Linked DNA regions of Homo sapiens: region 1 is linked to region 2. A link is a loop called in an ENCODE intact Hi-C map of the cell type or tissue named here. Cell type or tissue: MCF 10A. All regions are shown on one strand.

The links. A loop is a pair of places that touch in the nucleus more often than their neighbours do. Peaks named below come from ENCODE experiments on the same cell type or tissue, not always from the same donor. Only the 100,000 strongest peaks of a DNase experiment are listed, where the experiment ranks them.
Region 1: it touches region 2 in a loop (8-fold over the local background); 34 of 110 quality-filtered maps call a loop at or near these places.

The regions. Positions count from the first base shown.
Region 1 is chr1:177,777,007-177,785,006 of GRCh38, reverse strand. No RefSeq gene overlaps it. Among named protein-coding and RNA genes, the nearest start is that of LINC01741, 80 kb to the right of the region's middle. In MCF 10A, a CTCF peak has its summit at 4,689 (motif pointing right); a DNase peak (open chromatin) is centred at 4,716.
Region 2 is chr1:177,251,612-177,259,611 of GRCh38, reverse strand. It overlaps BRINP2 (BMP/retinoic acid inducible neural specific 2), which reads right to left. Exons shown (of 8, transcript NM_021165.4): 3 at 3,503-3,693; 4 at 2,228-2,436. LOC105371625 (a long non-coding RNA gene) reads left to right here and starts at 3,573. Exons shown (of 3, transcript XR_922299.4): 1 at 3,573-3,760. RefSeq lists an enhancer at 2,933-4,132. In MCF 10A, a CTCF peak has its summit at 3,284 (motif pointing left); DNase peaks (open chromatin) are centred at 3,111 and 4,001.

The DNA.
Region 1 (8,000 bases), 530 kb before region 2:
TCCCTAGTGGTCCTGCTGTGAGCCCCTGACCTGAGATATATGAGGTGCTGAGAGAGATGGACTTTGCCTTCCGGCTGCCAGTGAAAGACGTCATCACACACAGGTCTATATTTTCATTTCCAGAGCCTGCTTCTCCTTTTTTACAGAGTATATTGAGGGCCTGTAGGGATTCCTTTGAGCATCCCTCCTTGTGATGAGCCCCACCTTTGAGGACTTGCCTGCAGTAGCTGCCCTCTTCCTCTATCCTCTGTCATTTTACCAAATATATCTGTGTGTATTAGGCATGCAATAAGAGTCTTCTAAATGAATGTATAACCCTCAGTGCCTCTCAAATGACCCCAAGCAAGTCTCCCCTGCAGGGAAGGGCATTCCAAAGAGAGGAGGTGGTGTGAATCAAAGCACAATATCAGGAAATTGTGTATGTAATTAGGAAATAGTGAGCTCATGCTTTTGATGGAAGATAGGGTACAAGCAATGAAATGTGCGTTTATTCTCCTGATGCTCACTATGTCTATGCTTTATTCTTTGCTTTTCTCATCCTTGCTCTGTGTCCCAGGAAGCTGACTTCTCTGTTTGGATCACATGGGCCCCCTTGTCCTGAGGTTTCCTATTGGAATTGAACAATAGGAGGGATGGCAAGCCATTAGAGGATGGGAATAAAGAGAGATGGGTTCTTTATTCCCTTTCTTCTCATGGGCCTCCTCCCTATCCCCAGCTGGCTGAGGTTCCAGTGGAGGCTCCAGTTCTCTAGCAACACTTCAGTCTAGGCTCATGTTCCTCTAGCTCCAGATGTCATGGGGGTAATCTAGTGACATGGTTCCTACCTTTTGCTGCTTCAGACCTAGGGACAGTTAGGGCTTCTCCTTGGTTGCTGGTTCCTCCAAGTTTTACCTTCCCTTGATGGTTCCTTTAAATAGTCCCAATAAGTGAGTTCTTTGTAGTTGAATCCTTGAGTGTGTGTGCCATCTGGTTCCTGGTAAAAACCTGACCAATACAGAGAGCCCTGGAAGACTTTGCTAGTAAGACTGGATATAGCTAGGTTTTGGAGAAAATTGAGGACTAGGCCTAAATTTTTTTTTAAATTAGGCAACTTGAAAATCATTAGATGTTTCTGAACACGAGAAGGACTTGGGCGGATATATATGGCGGCAGTCAAAATAAAGAGCAGTGGATGCAGGAGATAAGGTAAAGGTAGAAGACGGATGGAAGTGGTAACTTACTAAGTATGTGAGGATGGAGAAGGAGCCTTTGAAGCTGGGTCTACGTCTCCAGGATGGGGCTCACTGAGAGAATAATGGTGCCACAAGCAGAAATGGGAACGGGAGGGGAGGCACTGTTACATTTGGTTTGAGATGAGTTGAAAATGCCTCAAACCTTCCTCTATAAATTGTGGTCATGGCTGTCTGCCTCAGAGGGGCTGTGGTAGTATGAAATAGTTCACCAATCAGCCCCAAGCCTGTGATAACAGAAAATATCACACAAACATGCAGTCCTTCTGCAGAGTGGGGCTACTTAGTAATCATCCAGTACAGTCCTGGTCCTTCAGAGAGTTAATCCACAGTGGCCATCTGGGTTTACACATAACAATGAAATCTCAAGTCTTTTTTGTAGATGTAGTTTTTATTTAGATATGAGTTGAGGCAGCAAAATATATCATAAGAGGGCATCTTGGGGAACAGAGGGCTACTTAGTTTGGAGAAGAGAAAGCTGAGAGGAAAAAAGAGGTTCGTTCTGTGCAACGCCAGGGGGCAGCTCTGAGAGAAGGGTGGGGTTAAGGGTTGGAGGTGGGCGGGGGGCGGAGGTCACCAGGAAGGTAAAATAGAGAAGAGCCTTCCAAGGATTGATTTACTCTGCCCATTGTTGGCATGAGCCCTTCACAGAATGGTGGGTACCTGCTCCTAAGGGAGATTAAACTTAGGCTAAATGCTTGCTGGTCACCAACTCTGCAAAAAGAGTTTCTGTGTTGTGTTGTAAATCGGGCTGAAGAAAATCACATCATATTCCATTTCCATGTGTTCCAGGCCAGTGATTCTATGAGCTCTCACCCTGTAAATACAGATGCAGAGGTGGACTGATGGCCACAAGGCTAAAACCAGCAGCTGTCCAGGTTCTTGGCTTTTCATTACAGGTATGTTCTAGAGAGAATTAACGGGGCAAAGAACAAACAAAAAATCTTTTGGGTCAGAAGTTGAATAACCTTATTTGTCCCTATTCTGCCACAATGGTTATCTTTATCTTCTTTAAATAATATCCTATTTCCTTTCAATTCAGATTAACAGTATGAATTTGATTGGTCAGCCACGTAGGGAATATGTAGAAGAGAGAACAAATTTGCTTTGATTCCCTAGTGGTTCTACCAGCTGCGGAGTTTCAAAGATTTCTTTTTAAATCTGAATTGAAGATGGAATAAAGGAAATGTGCTATGATGAAAGCATGTCTGGAATGGAGAAAGGTGGCAAGTGAGGAATTTCTTGCTAAATGGGGCCAGAGAAGTTTCTCTTTCTTTGGAGTAAATGGGTGTTAAAAAAATACACGCTTATTTAGAACCATAATACCTTGAAGGAGTTCAGAGATTTTTCTGCTATTATCTTCTATTTCACAAATAATACATAATATGTATAAATTGACTTTAAGTTTACAGAACAATTTATGTGCACTATCTCATTTTATCTTGTGAGGCAGGTATGGCAAGTAATACTCTTCCCAGTTACCAGAAGAGCAAACTGAGACTAAGAGAGGTCAGTCTTCCTCTTCAAGGTCATGCAGATGATAAGGGGATGATATGGTTTGGCTGTGTCCCCACCCAATTCTCATCTTGTAGTTCCCATAATCCCTATGTGTGGTTGGAGGGACCTGGTGGGAGGTAATTGAACCATGGGGGTGGTTCCCCCATGCTATTCTCGTGATAGTGAGAGTAAGTTCTTATGAGATCTGATGGTTTTATAGGGGGCTTCCCCCTTCACTCAGGTCTCATTCTTCCCCTTCCTGCCACCTTGTGAGGAAAGATGTGTTTGTTTCCCCTTCCGCCATGATTATAAGCTTCCTGAGGCCTCCCCAGCCATGCTGAACTGTGAGTCAATTAAACCTTTTTCCTTTATGAATTACCCAGTCTCGGGTATGTCTTTATTAGCAGCGTGAGAATGGACTAATACAATGGATGGCCAAGTTTTGAACTTTAATCTTGCGGTCTTCCAAGACATGAGAAATTAAACTGTAAGCTAACAGTTATTGCATACTTATCTCTTGTGTCAGACACTGGGTTAAGCACTTTTCATGGGTTAGATTATTCAATCTTTACAGTAATTCATATTTTCCAGATATGGAAACTGAGGATGCTCCTCTAGCCTTCTTGCTCTTCCAAAATAAACACTGCTGTTTGGTTTCAAGGCCACAAGATTAAAACTAGCAGCTGCCTAGGTTCTCAAGATCAGTGTAGGCTCCTTCTCTCTAACAGCAGTAAACAAAATGTCAGTAGTATTTAGATCAGGTGAGTACGTGCATGTGTGTGTGTGCAGGGAGTATGCGTGTGCCCAGAGCGCCACACTCTATCTTTAACTGCATGCTAGGCATCTATACTTGGTTCTACTCCCAGAAACTGGAATGCTCCATTTCTCAAACTAAACTCATTATCTTCTTCCCCAAACAGCTCTTCGTTTCCTATCTTGGCCAGTGCCATCATTCTGGGTTAGCCCATATACCTGGTGTTGGTATTGAAGTCCTCTAGATTCTACTTTGTCAAAATTGTGCACAGCCATTCAGCCCTCTCCATTTTCTCCACCGTGCCTTGGGTCAGACCCACACCTCTTGGACTTTGGAAGCAGATATCTAATGGAGCCTCTATCCTTCTTCCGTTCCTACAGATTGTCTCAAATTATGTTTTTTTAGAAACATAAATCTTATCCAATTATTCTTTCTCCAAAACTTTCATGGGCTTCCTGTTATAGTCATTCATTCCACAGATGTTGCTTGTCCAACCACTGAGTGCCAAACCCTATTCTAGGTGCCGAGCACACTGGAGTGAATAAAGCAGTTACAAAGCCCTGTCCTTGTGCAATTTAAAAAGTACACGTTCTTCAGCCTAGCATTCAAAGCCCTCTACAAATCGGTTCAGCTCATCCTCCTGGTTTTTGTCCTCTCTTCACTCCACCTGTGGGTAAGAGTCATATTTCCTGTAATCCAGTCGTAGTGAGCATGCTTGGTGTCCTTTCTAGACTGGCGCCTCATTTGATGGTTACCTCAACCTGGTATTCTCTCCTGAGTCTCTAGATTTCCTGTGACCCCACTTAGTTCCATCTTTTCAGTAAATTCTTTCTAGATCAAGCTCCTCCCCTAGCTCCTCTTGTCAGAATTAATCTCCCATTCACCTATACTGTGTGTACAATGTTTTTGTACATTTATGGTAACTTTCATTGTCTGCATTACTTATATATGTGTCTGTCTCCTCCGCAGACTGAGATCCTTGAGGAGAGAAACTATGTCTCTTTTGTACTCTTAGCACTTTGCTCAGTCCCTGGCACACAGTAGGTGACTAATATTAGCCACTGTGAAATGGCTAGATGCTGACTTTCTGGATAGTACCCCCGCTATCCCCCACTCCCACCATCATGTGTCTCCATCTTTTCAAAGCTCCATAACGAGTTTACTTACACAAATAAATAAATCTTGCATAAGAGTGTCCAAGTTCGGGAGCATACTTTCAAGCCTCTAGGTGGCAATATTACTGTGCTCAAAGTGAGGAGTTGTGAGCCAAGTTGGGAAATTGTATCAGCCGCTTAGGGCACATGCCTTTCTGTCCCTTCTTTCTCCCTCCCACCCTTCTACCCTCCCTTTCACTTTTGTTTCTCTCCCTCCCTGTCTTCTACTCTCCCCTCCTCCCATCTCCATTTCTGTTCATCCATTAAATATCTTCCCAGATTTTTTTAAAACCCCAAGATGTAATTGTAGGACTGAGGAAAAGGTACAAGATCTCCTGGAGAGCCTGCCTCCTCCCTCACACACTTTGTGTAGAGTTTTACATTTTAATATTTCTATTAAATTCCATTTACATTTTGTAGGTCTGGGTGAATTATGATATTTAGAGATGGGGAGTTAGGAAGCAGCTGTTTTTAGAAGCAGCTGAGGAAATAATCCAAAATGGCCTTACGACATGTCTGGCGTGTCCACATTCACCACACACCAATCCTGGACCTGTCATGGGTGTCCGGGGGTGAGAGGGACACTGGGCTTTGCCAGGAAGATCTGGACTGGACTAGTTGACCAGGTTTAGAGAGGGCCCGGGGCTGGATCCACAGGTGATGTTTCAATTCAAATCAGGGCAGAGGTGGGATTTCCTGGGAGCCCGAGTCAGAGGAGTTGGGCAGCAGGAGGGAGCCAGCGGTGGGGGTTTAGGGGGTCAGTGGGGAAGCTGCGGCAGAGCTCTGGGAAGGCAGGGGAATGCAGATGGGCTGCTCCTAGCTGCCCAACTGAAATCTCCACCTGCCTGTTTTTCTATAATGCCCACTGCTCTAACAATTCAGCATTTCAAAGAGGGGATGGTGGAGGAGGGAAGTGGTGATTTAAGCATGAAAAATGTCATTTTGCCTCAGAGCAAACTGCCTTTCTATGGCCTGGCTCCTTTTGTGAGGTTTGGATTTAGGCACATCTGGAAGATCATTTGCCCAATACTAATAGGAAGGCTCACTGTGCTCGTTTGTTATGAGATGTAATGGGACTTACTCTCACTGTGAGAACGGCAGCCACCTAGTGCCACTGATTTCCATTTTTCTGTCACCATGAAAAACTCTCTTTCACATGTATGTGTGCACACACACACATGCACACATGCACACATACACACACACGCATGCATGCACACACACACATACACACACCTCACACCCACACATACACATTAAAGAACCCTTGGATTTCCACTTATACATTTCTCTTTGAGACAATTAAATCCATTCACTTTCCTCCAAACCCCATTCTTTATTATTTTCCTGCCTTAGGTTTAAGGTCATTTGGTTCAGAAGAGAGGCCCTTTCACTTGCATACATTTAATTAATCCTCCTCTTTCTTCCTGCCAAACTCCTCAAGATACTTTGCTTTCTAAACGTGGGCTGTATTTTTCTCCCCTTTCCCTTACAAGTAGCATGTGTTTATTATCTATAACTTTTGAGGGCCGTGCACTTATTATTCAGTATTTGAGTTCACTGTTGTTATTTGTAATTTTGAAAAAAATCCAGATACATCTGTAACAGAGGTTTAGTTTTGATTTTTCTGTCTCCTTATTAAACTATGCCTGTTTCTTTAAAAAATATCTTTAAAATTCTGTCCTAAATTCTTTGATTAGTGCCATTGATCTCTGTCACCTTTTGGGTATTTGGGGCCCACATATGAGGTACCATGTTTCCCCAAAACTGTAGCACTGTTGTCTCTTGGAGAGTGAGCCTCTTCTTTGTCCATACACTAAATATGGGGGAGACTGGACAGAAGCAGCTGTCAGATTGATTGGTCTGGAATATGGTCAAAGTCTTTACAATTCCTCAAAGCTCTTTGGATAAAATGACATTTTTCATTTCTTTTTCTTGCCTTCTCAGATGGTTTCTCAAATGTGGTTCAAACTACATGTTCCTGGGACGTGGCTGGCACCCTCTGTAACTTCCTGCTGGGATTCTCATCCTTTCGCAGGATTCCTTGCAATTTGGCCAGTGCTCTAGTGCCTCAGGCCCACTCTGGAACCATGAGAAAACTCACAGCTGCCCAGTGTGAGGCACGCATGCAAGGCCTGCCTGCCGTGCCTCCCTCTGCCAAAGGCATTTTTAGCAATTTCCTAAAAATGTGGCTACAATGGAAAATGAAGCTGTTCAGGGGGAGAAGTGATGGCCCCGAAATGCATCCAACAGCCTGAGGTGTGGCTGTGGAAGAGGAATGTGTATGGCTTAGCAGTTGAGAGTGTGGGTTTCCAAGTCAGTCTGTTAGGTTCTCATACCCAGTCCGCCACCGTGTGACATTGGGAAGTCATTTCACCTCTCTAGGCCTGCTTTCTTTATAGAAAATAGGGATAGCCACAGTACTTGAAGGGATTATGCTGAAGATTGAATGAGATAATGCACATAAAGTTGTTAACACAGTGCCTGAATCATGCCGAGTATCCAGTGAATGTTATCTATGACCAAGATGATGAGTCTGAAGGATGGAAGGTACCGTAGAGATCATCGACCCATTCCTTCATCTTTCAGCTGAGCACAGGCCACTCAGCCAGTTGATGACAGCAGCTTCTGTTAGAAGGCAGACCTCTTTTTTTTTTTTTTTTTTTTTGAGACGGAGTCTCGCTCTGTCACCCAGGCTGGAGTGCAGTGGCACAATCCGGGCTCACTGCAACCTCTGCCTCCCAGGTTCAAGCGATTCTCCTGCCTCAGCCTCCTGAGTAGTTGGGATTACAGGCATGCGCCACCACGCTCAGCTAATTTTTGTATTTTTAGTAGAGATGGGGCTTCACCATGTTGGTCAGGCTGGTCTCGAACTCCCAACCTCAGGTGATCTTCCTGCCTAAGCCTCCCAAAGTGCTGGGATTACAGGCATGAGCCTCCATGCCCAGCCAGAATGCAGGCCTGGTAACCCTTAACCCAGCATGCTTTCTCCCACGGTTGCAAGCCCTAGGCCTTCCATCCTATTCTGATGGTGGTAGTGGGTGGTGATGCAGTACTTATGATTACATAGGCAATCATTCATAAACTATTTATTGAGAAGATTCAATGACAAGCAATACACAGATCCTATATTCAGTGATCCTATTGTGCTATAGTGGGAATCAAATGTGCACTGATAACTAAAAGTCAGAGTACTATAAACGATCATTAAGGATTTGTAAAAAGTGCCATGGAAGGCAGAGAAAAGAGGCTGCATATAGATGAATACTAAGATAACACTCAGCAAACATTTATGGTGCCCCTGTTATGTGCTAGGCACAATGGGGCATAGAAACTTCTTTTTTCTTTTTTTAGATGGAGTTGTGC
Region 2 (8,000 bases):
TAAGAAGAAAGTCAGCTTGTCCTTTGAAGCTTTGAAGCCAGGCATTGACTTACCCTCCTTAGCTATGAAAGTCCTCAATGTCATCTTCTTCCAGGAGAAGGCAGTGTCATCTACACTGAAAATCTGTTGTTTAGTGTAGCCACCCTCATCAATGATCTTCGCTAGATCTGGATAACCTGCTGCAGCTTCTAAATCAGCAGTTACTGCTTCATCTTGTGCTTGTATATCATGGAGACGGGTTCTTTCCTCCAATCTCATGAACCAACCTACGCTAGCTTCAAACATTTTTCTGTAGCTTTTTGACCCCTCTCAGTCTGCAGAGAATTAACCAGAGTCAGGGCCTTACTCTGGATTAGGCTTTGGCTTCGGGGAATGTTGTGGCTGGTTTGATCTTCTATCCAGACCACTCAAACTTCCTTCATATCAGCAAGAAGGCTGTTTGGCTTTTTTATCATTCTTGTATTCACCGGACTAGCACTTTTAATGTCTTTCAAGGACTTTTTCTTTGCATTTGCAACTTGGCTAACTGTTTGTTGCAAGCGGCCTAGGTTTTGGCCTTTCTCAGCTTCTGACATGCCTTCCTCACTATGCCTAATCATTTATTTCTAGCTTTTGATTTCAAGTGAGAGATGTCTGACTCTTTCACTTGAAAACTTAGAAGCCACTAAGGTTAATAATTGGCCTAATTTCAATATTGTTGTGTCTCAGGGAATAGGGAGGCCTGAGAAAAGTGAGAGAGATAGGGGAACAGCCAGTTGGTGGACCAGTCAGAGCACACATCATTTATTGACGAAGTTTGTTATCACATATGGGTGCAATTTGTGACACTCCAAAACAATTATAAAAGTGACATTAAAGGTCACATATCACAGATCACCATAACAGATAAAATAACAATGAAAAAGTTTAAAATACTGTGAGAATTATCAGAGATACGAAGTAAGCACATGCTGTTGGAAAAATAGTGCCAAAAATAGTGCCAGGAAACTTGTTTGACACAGCGTTGCCATAAACTTTCAATTTGTAAAAACAAAAACAAAAACAAAAACAAAACCACAGTATCTGCAAAATGCAATGAAGCAAACCATAACAAAATGAGCTATTGCCTGTATATTTATGAATGATCTCTCTGCTATTAGAATTCAAGCTTTATCAGGGCAGGAACTTTACAGCTTTTGTTCATTCTTGTATTCTCAGGACCCCAAACAGTGCCTGACAAATAATACGTGCTCAGTAAATACTTATTGAATGAATTAATAAATAAACAAAATTTGCTTGTGAGTTTCACATGGGATAAAAGCAGGATATAAGACAACTTTGAAGTATTTTCAGTACCTTAACATTTTGCTTAGAATTTTTAAAAAACTGTATTCTCAAGTACAGTATTTTCACTGGTTTTCCCTAAAACAACATGAACTTTACTAGAAACCTCTTAGGTGTAAGTAGAGAAGATATGATGAAGGTTATAGTTATTAAAGTCACAATAACTATTGATCTCTTAAAAACACTCATGAGATCATGTTACTCCCCTGTTAAATCTTTCCAGTGGTTTTTCACTGCACTTTCACTTATATTAAAATTCCTTCTCATGGCACATAACCTGGCTCCAGCCAAACCTCATCTTCTCTTTGTTATTCACCTCCCCATCATCTCAGCAGTCTTCTCTGTGCCCCAACAAGGCACCAGGCTGGTTCCTGCTAAAAGGCCTTAGTACTTACTTGGAACAAGTACTTAGTACTTTGTTCTGTCTGCCTGAACACTTTCCGCTCACTTCTCCACACAGCTGGTTTCTTATCATTCAGAGCTCAAAGTCTAAACCCCAAAGTGCCCTCCATGATCAATCTAATAATAATCGTATGAGCTGCTCCCTCCCCACGCCCCAGGAAATGTACACCTATGACTCTGTCTTGTCTTTATTTATCATTAGAAATAACTTTGTTGTTTTTCCATCCTCCACCAGAGTGCAACCTCTGTGAGCATGGGGACCTTGACTGCCATTCACAGACGTGCCTCTGCTGTAGCCTGCCTCAGAGTGGGTGCTCTGTGAGTGTCTGCAGTGGAATGAATGACCCCATCGTGTCTGAAGGCTGGCTGTGTCTTCATCAGAAAGCTTCTTTTCCTCTTCCATCAGTCGGCCCAGCTGACCTAGAGATGGTTGAGGCTCTGGCCTCCCCCTGGTTCCTCAGTGCTTCCCCCATCCCCTTCCCTGTACCTCTCAGGTCATTACCTTGATGGCCCCCGTGGCTATCTGGATATGGTGCAGCCGTCGCAGCGTGCTCTCTCTGTCGATGAAGTAGGAGGCGGCCAGCTGGTGCAGGGTCTCCAGGGACACAGCTGTGCTGTTCCCACTGCCCCCGATTATAGAGGCACCTCCTGTTGTCTCTGTCTTTCTTCCCAGTTTCTGCTTGTCCACAAAAATGGTCAGGGACTCTTCTCCTATGGTGAACAACACGAGTGTATTGGTGACGCTCTCTGCTCTCGAATCCCCTACCAATAGGAACATAAAACCCTTGGCCAAGATAGACACAGCTGAGAGAGAGTGCAGCCCCTGCTGCCAAGCTCTTCCCCCAGCCCTTACCATCTTTAGAAGAAGCTCATCAGAGGGAGCCACAGGCCAGCGGCCTCGCTGCCTGAAAGGCCCTCTTCCAAAGCTCAGTCCCCCTGCCCTCAGCTTATCTGTTTAACATCTTCTATTGAACTCTGTCTCAAGCAATCCATCTTCATAGGGGAGACACAATTCTCTCTCTCAAGTTGTTTACGAGGAGTCTTCGTGGCTTTTTCTGCTCCCTCAGGAAGGGCAAAAGCCTTGAAGGGGCATCTCCCTCCTCCCCATCAAACACTCAACACCTGCCGCGTGCCGACAGCTGGCCCGAGCCCTGGGAGAGCTTGTTTTAGTCGATTGGACAGTGAGCTAAATGTTATAATAAATCCTGCTTCCTTCTTCCCAGGGCAGAGGGAGCTCTGCATCTTCAGAGATTTTGATCCTGCCCTGGGTCCTAGCCCACATTGCTCCACCCTACCCCCACTCTCCGCCCCACAAGAGGATGATTCATCAGCCCAGAACTACTGGAGTTGGTTTGGACAGTTTCCAATCGTTATAGAGAGGAAGAGGGGTCAGGGACTCCAGGGACTTCGACTTTTTTGCCTGTGGGTCTGACCATTGTAGCCACAGCAAACATTAGAAAGTGGCGAAGCCTCAGGGGTTGGGTGACTCAGCGGAGCGAAAACTGGGAGTGCCCCCTGCTGGCAAGTGCTTGTTAGGAGCCTGTCCACCTCCAACCGCCATACCCAACTTCCCCTCCTCAGGGAATAATTAAATAGAGATGTTCTGGGGTAAATTGAGATGTCAAGAGACTGCACTGTTTTCAAATGCACCAGAAAGACTTCTCAGGCAATAAAAGGCCCGGAAGAAGATAAGACTGTTGGAGCTACGCTACACGAGTCTTAACGTTATTTCCAATGGTCTGGCAACCAATTAGCTTGGGATTGTGATGTTGCTTACCTCCAAGGGTGGCAGAAAGTAAGAAATGAGTGCCGTACTTTTTAATCAGATTTTCTGTAACCTGTTGCAGATTGGGTCTCCTTCCAAGGAGGCGAATGTTCCGGATAAACTCTGGGGCAAGAGGCAATGGCAAACTGAAGAAGTCCTTCCTTTCCAGAGCCAAGTTGTTCACCTTCCAACGGGCAAACTCCCTGGGGGAAAAGCCAAGGGATAAGGAAAAGCTGACCTCGTTTCAGAGCAAGAGGCATAAAATCTGAAGTAGGTAATGTTCTTCCTCCACTTGCAGCCACTCATCTCCTCTCAGCCCACATCCCCTCAGCTGGAGGTGCCCAGAGCCTGGAAGAGGCCCCTTGGCCTCTCACCTGGCCTGTCATTCACATGCTGTAAGAAAGCTCTGTCTCCACTGATCTACATCAGAGCCTCTCCCAGCCAACTTTCTCATCAGACAGTAGTTGATTAGCTTATTCACATGAAGTCATGGTTTACAGTGTTGAGTAGTAGAAAAAACAAACATTGGAACAGTGGTTTGCAAAGATGTGATCTAATCACAGTTGTCTTACCGTGAATGAGTCACATCCCCTCTCATGGCCTCAGTTACTCACCTGTGAAGTCAGGAAGCTTGCTCTAGAACCACTGCCCTCATATTTTGATCTCTGATCCCCTTCATACTGTTAAAAATTATTGAATCCCCATATTTGTACATGTGGCTTAGAGCTATTGAGATTTACCATTTTAGAAATCAAAACCGAGAAAATCAACATTTGTTATTTCATTTAGAGATAACATTAATAAACCCATTACATATAACATAACATTTTCATGACAACTGTATGTTCTGAAACAAAACAAATTTAGCAAGGAGAGTGGCATGGCTTTGCATGTTTGCAAATCTCTTTAATATCAGGCTTAGCAGAAAAGAGCTGCACTCTCATATTTGCTTCTACATTCAATCTGTTTTCATAATTGTGGATTTTCATCTTTGGTACTACACTAAACTAAACAGATGGTAGTTTCTTAAAGGTTAGTTACAATATGGAATCTGAAATCATATCAGTGAACTTTTCATGCTTTGTTACATTAAATCCAGTGTTCTATATTGTAATTTGAATGGATCTTTTTATCCTGCATAATGTTGTAACATCATGTGTTGGTCATCTGGAAAATATCAGGTCACCAAGTTATGCAGATCTTCCACATTTTGACACTTTTCATTATATAATATTAAAACATCTCACTATTTAATATCATGACCAATCTCTTCAACGTCTTTAAATATTAGGAAAATGTCAAGTTCATGAGGATGAATGCAAGTTTTCTAAACTTTGAATTTTCATTTAAAAGCTTAAATTTTATTATTGGCAACAAATACTGTCAGTTGTTTTCCTTGCAGAGTCTGGCTTAATTCATTTTTTTTTTTTGAGAAACACCTGCTAGACACTCAAGTCTGAATAATCACAATTTGTTGCCTGTGCTTTCAAGAAAAAATGGAGTTCCATGAAAAAAGTGGCTAGTTCAGCTTGCAACTCAACCACAAAAGTATTTTTCCTTGAGATAATTATAGTACTTAAGTAGCCTCAGATTTGCTTTATGTGCACTTCCCATTTCATCTTACAGAATATTAAAAACACATGTACCCAAGGGTCAGGATTTAATAAAAGTAATAAATGTTACTGCTTTAAGGACATTCTTAAGTGAAGATAGTGTGTGTGTGTGTGTGTGTGTGTGTGTGTGCATGTGTGCTTATGTGTTTAGGTGCAAGTGTGTAATGATGAAGAATACATGACTCTTAGTGTTATGTGGTATGACTGCTTTTATTCAAATTAAAGTACCAGCAGTTTTATTTTGTACCTTCAGTGCAAATGTCAACATGAACACTCTGAAATAGACTAAGCGGATCCATATTTTGAGAAGCCTTATTCTAGAAGATTGCAAAGTTGTTCCTTTCTAATCCTGTTGAAGATTTTAATTTTCATGCTTTGCTCCTCACTGGAATGTTTGCATTTTAAAGGGGACAGGTTTATAAATCTTTGTCTTGGGATGAAATTTAAAGAATCATATCCATTAATAAAAAATGAGTTTTCCATTGTCCCCCAAATTATACTGGTAAGAACCAGCTCCACTGCCTTAGGAAGCAACAAAATGTAAAGTGTTTACACCCTCTTCACCCATCCCAAATCTGCTCATCATAACAGTGCCAAATCTTGGTCTAACCTTCCCCAAATGTCCATGAAATGCAAATGATAGAGTTGCATAAAAATAAAATAATTAAAAATAAATAAACGGATTTTTGACAAAGGTGCCAGGAACACACATTGGGGAAAGGAGAATATCTTTAATAAATGGTGCTGAAAAAACATAATACCCACATGCAGAAGAATAAAACTATCTTTCACCATGTACAAAAATCAGCTCAAAATGAATGAAAGACTTAAACATAAGACTCAAAACTATAAAACTAATAGAATAAAGTTTAGGGGAAAAGCTTTATGACATTGATGTGGGCAAGTTTTTTTGGATAAGAACTCAAAAGCACAGGCAACAAAAGCAAAAATAAACAAATGGGATTACATCAAACTGAAAAGCTCCTGCATAGCAAAGGAAACAACAGAGCGAGGAGACAACCTACAGAACTGAAGAAAATATTTGCAAATTATGAGTCCAATAAGGGGTTAATATCCAGAATATGTAAAGAACTCAAATAACTTAATAGCAAAAGAACATTTTTTTTAATGGTCAGAAGACTTGAATAGACATTTTTCAAAAGAATACATAAAAATGGCCAGCAGGTATATGATAAAATGCTCAACATCGCTAATCATCAGGGAAATACAAATCAAATGCACAGTGAAATGTCACCTCACCCTAGTTAGAATGGCTGTTATCAAAAAGACAGAAAATAACAAATGCTGGTCAGGATGCAGAGAAAGGGGAACTCTAATACACTGTTGGTGGGAGTGTAAATTAGTGCAGTCATTATGAAAACAGCATGAAAATTCCTCAGAAAACTAAAAATAGAACTAACATATGATCTAGCAATCTCACTACTAGGTACATATTCAAAGGAACTGAAATTAGTATATCAAAGAGATATCTGCACCCTCATGTTTATTGCAGCACCATTCAAAACAACCAAAATATGGAATCCACCTAAATGTCCATAAACTGATGATATACACAATGAAATACTACTCAGCTGTGAAAAGAATGAAATCCTATCATCTGCAGCAACATGGATGAACCTGGAGGACGTAATGTTAAGTGAAATAAGCCAGGCATAGAAAGACAAATACCACATAACCTCACTCATATGTAGGTCTAAAAAAGTTGATCTCATGGAATTAGAGACTAGAACAGTGGTTACCAGAGGCTAGGAAGGGTAGTGGGAAAGGGAGATGGGGAGAGCTTGGTTGACAGATACAAAGTTATAGTTAGGAAGAATAAGTTATGTGCTCTATTACATAGTAGGGTAACTGTGGCTAATAATAATGTACTGTAGATTTTAAGTAACTAGAAAAAAGCATCTTGAAAGTTATCACCACAAAGAAATGATAGATGTTTGAGGTGATGTATATGCTAACTACCCTGATTTGATCATTATTCGGTGTATGCATGTATTGAAACATCACACCAATACACTGTTGTGCCGGATATGTCAATTATAAACAAAATTTTTAAAATTAAAATTATAAATACATGAATAAATAAAAATCCATGCCACATTTGAGGCATAAATCCCACCATCTAACTGTAGAGACTGAGAGAGGAGCATGTGTCAAATGTTACTAGGGAAACAAAGAAAAGCGGGTGACTAATAATTCATGGTTCCAACAAAGTCTTCAAAATTCCCGCTGTGTAGCTTTATTTATCTAAGCAGGTAAGTTCATAATAATATATTGTCAGTTATTTCCTTTGTGCAGCAAATGCTAAGCTTTAATTAAAGTACAGAGTATTTGTCAAAAGTATTTTCTATCCCAAACCCCACTGCAGGGTAAAGAACAGTTGCCTAATCTCATCTCTAATTGGCTGGATGGAAACTAGAATCCTCTCACTGGTTAGTTGATAATTACATTGATGAATCATAAAATCAGATTACTAAAAGCAAATAAACAAACAAAAAACCTTAGGGTCATCAAACCCAGCCCCCTTGCTTTGGGATAGGGCATGTCTAGACTTCATTAACTAATAATTTCTAATCTATTATTTTTCTACATTGCTAGGGGAAAAAGACATTATTACAATTTCCATAGTTTCTTATAATGGTCGAAGCCCCTCACGGAAAGGAAAGGCCAACTTAGCATAGAGGTGGGCCCCACTTTAATTAAATATAATAAATAAAAATTGGTAGTCTGTTGTCTGGCCCAGTCAGACACTGGGTCTGGATGGGAACTAGTATCCTCTAGTTTCCTTATGTTTCTCATAAAACAGAAAGGGTAAGTGGTTTACCTAAAGCAATAAAGCCAGTTGATAATAGAACCAGAACAAAAAGCTAGTGTCCTGG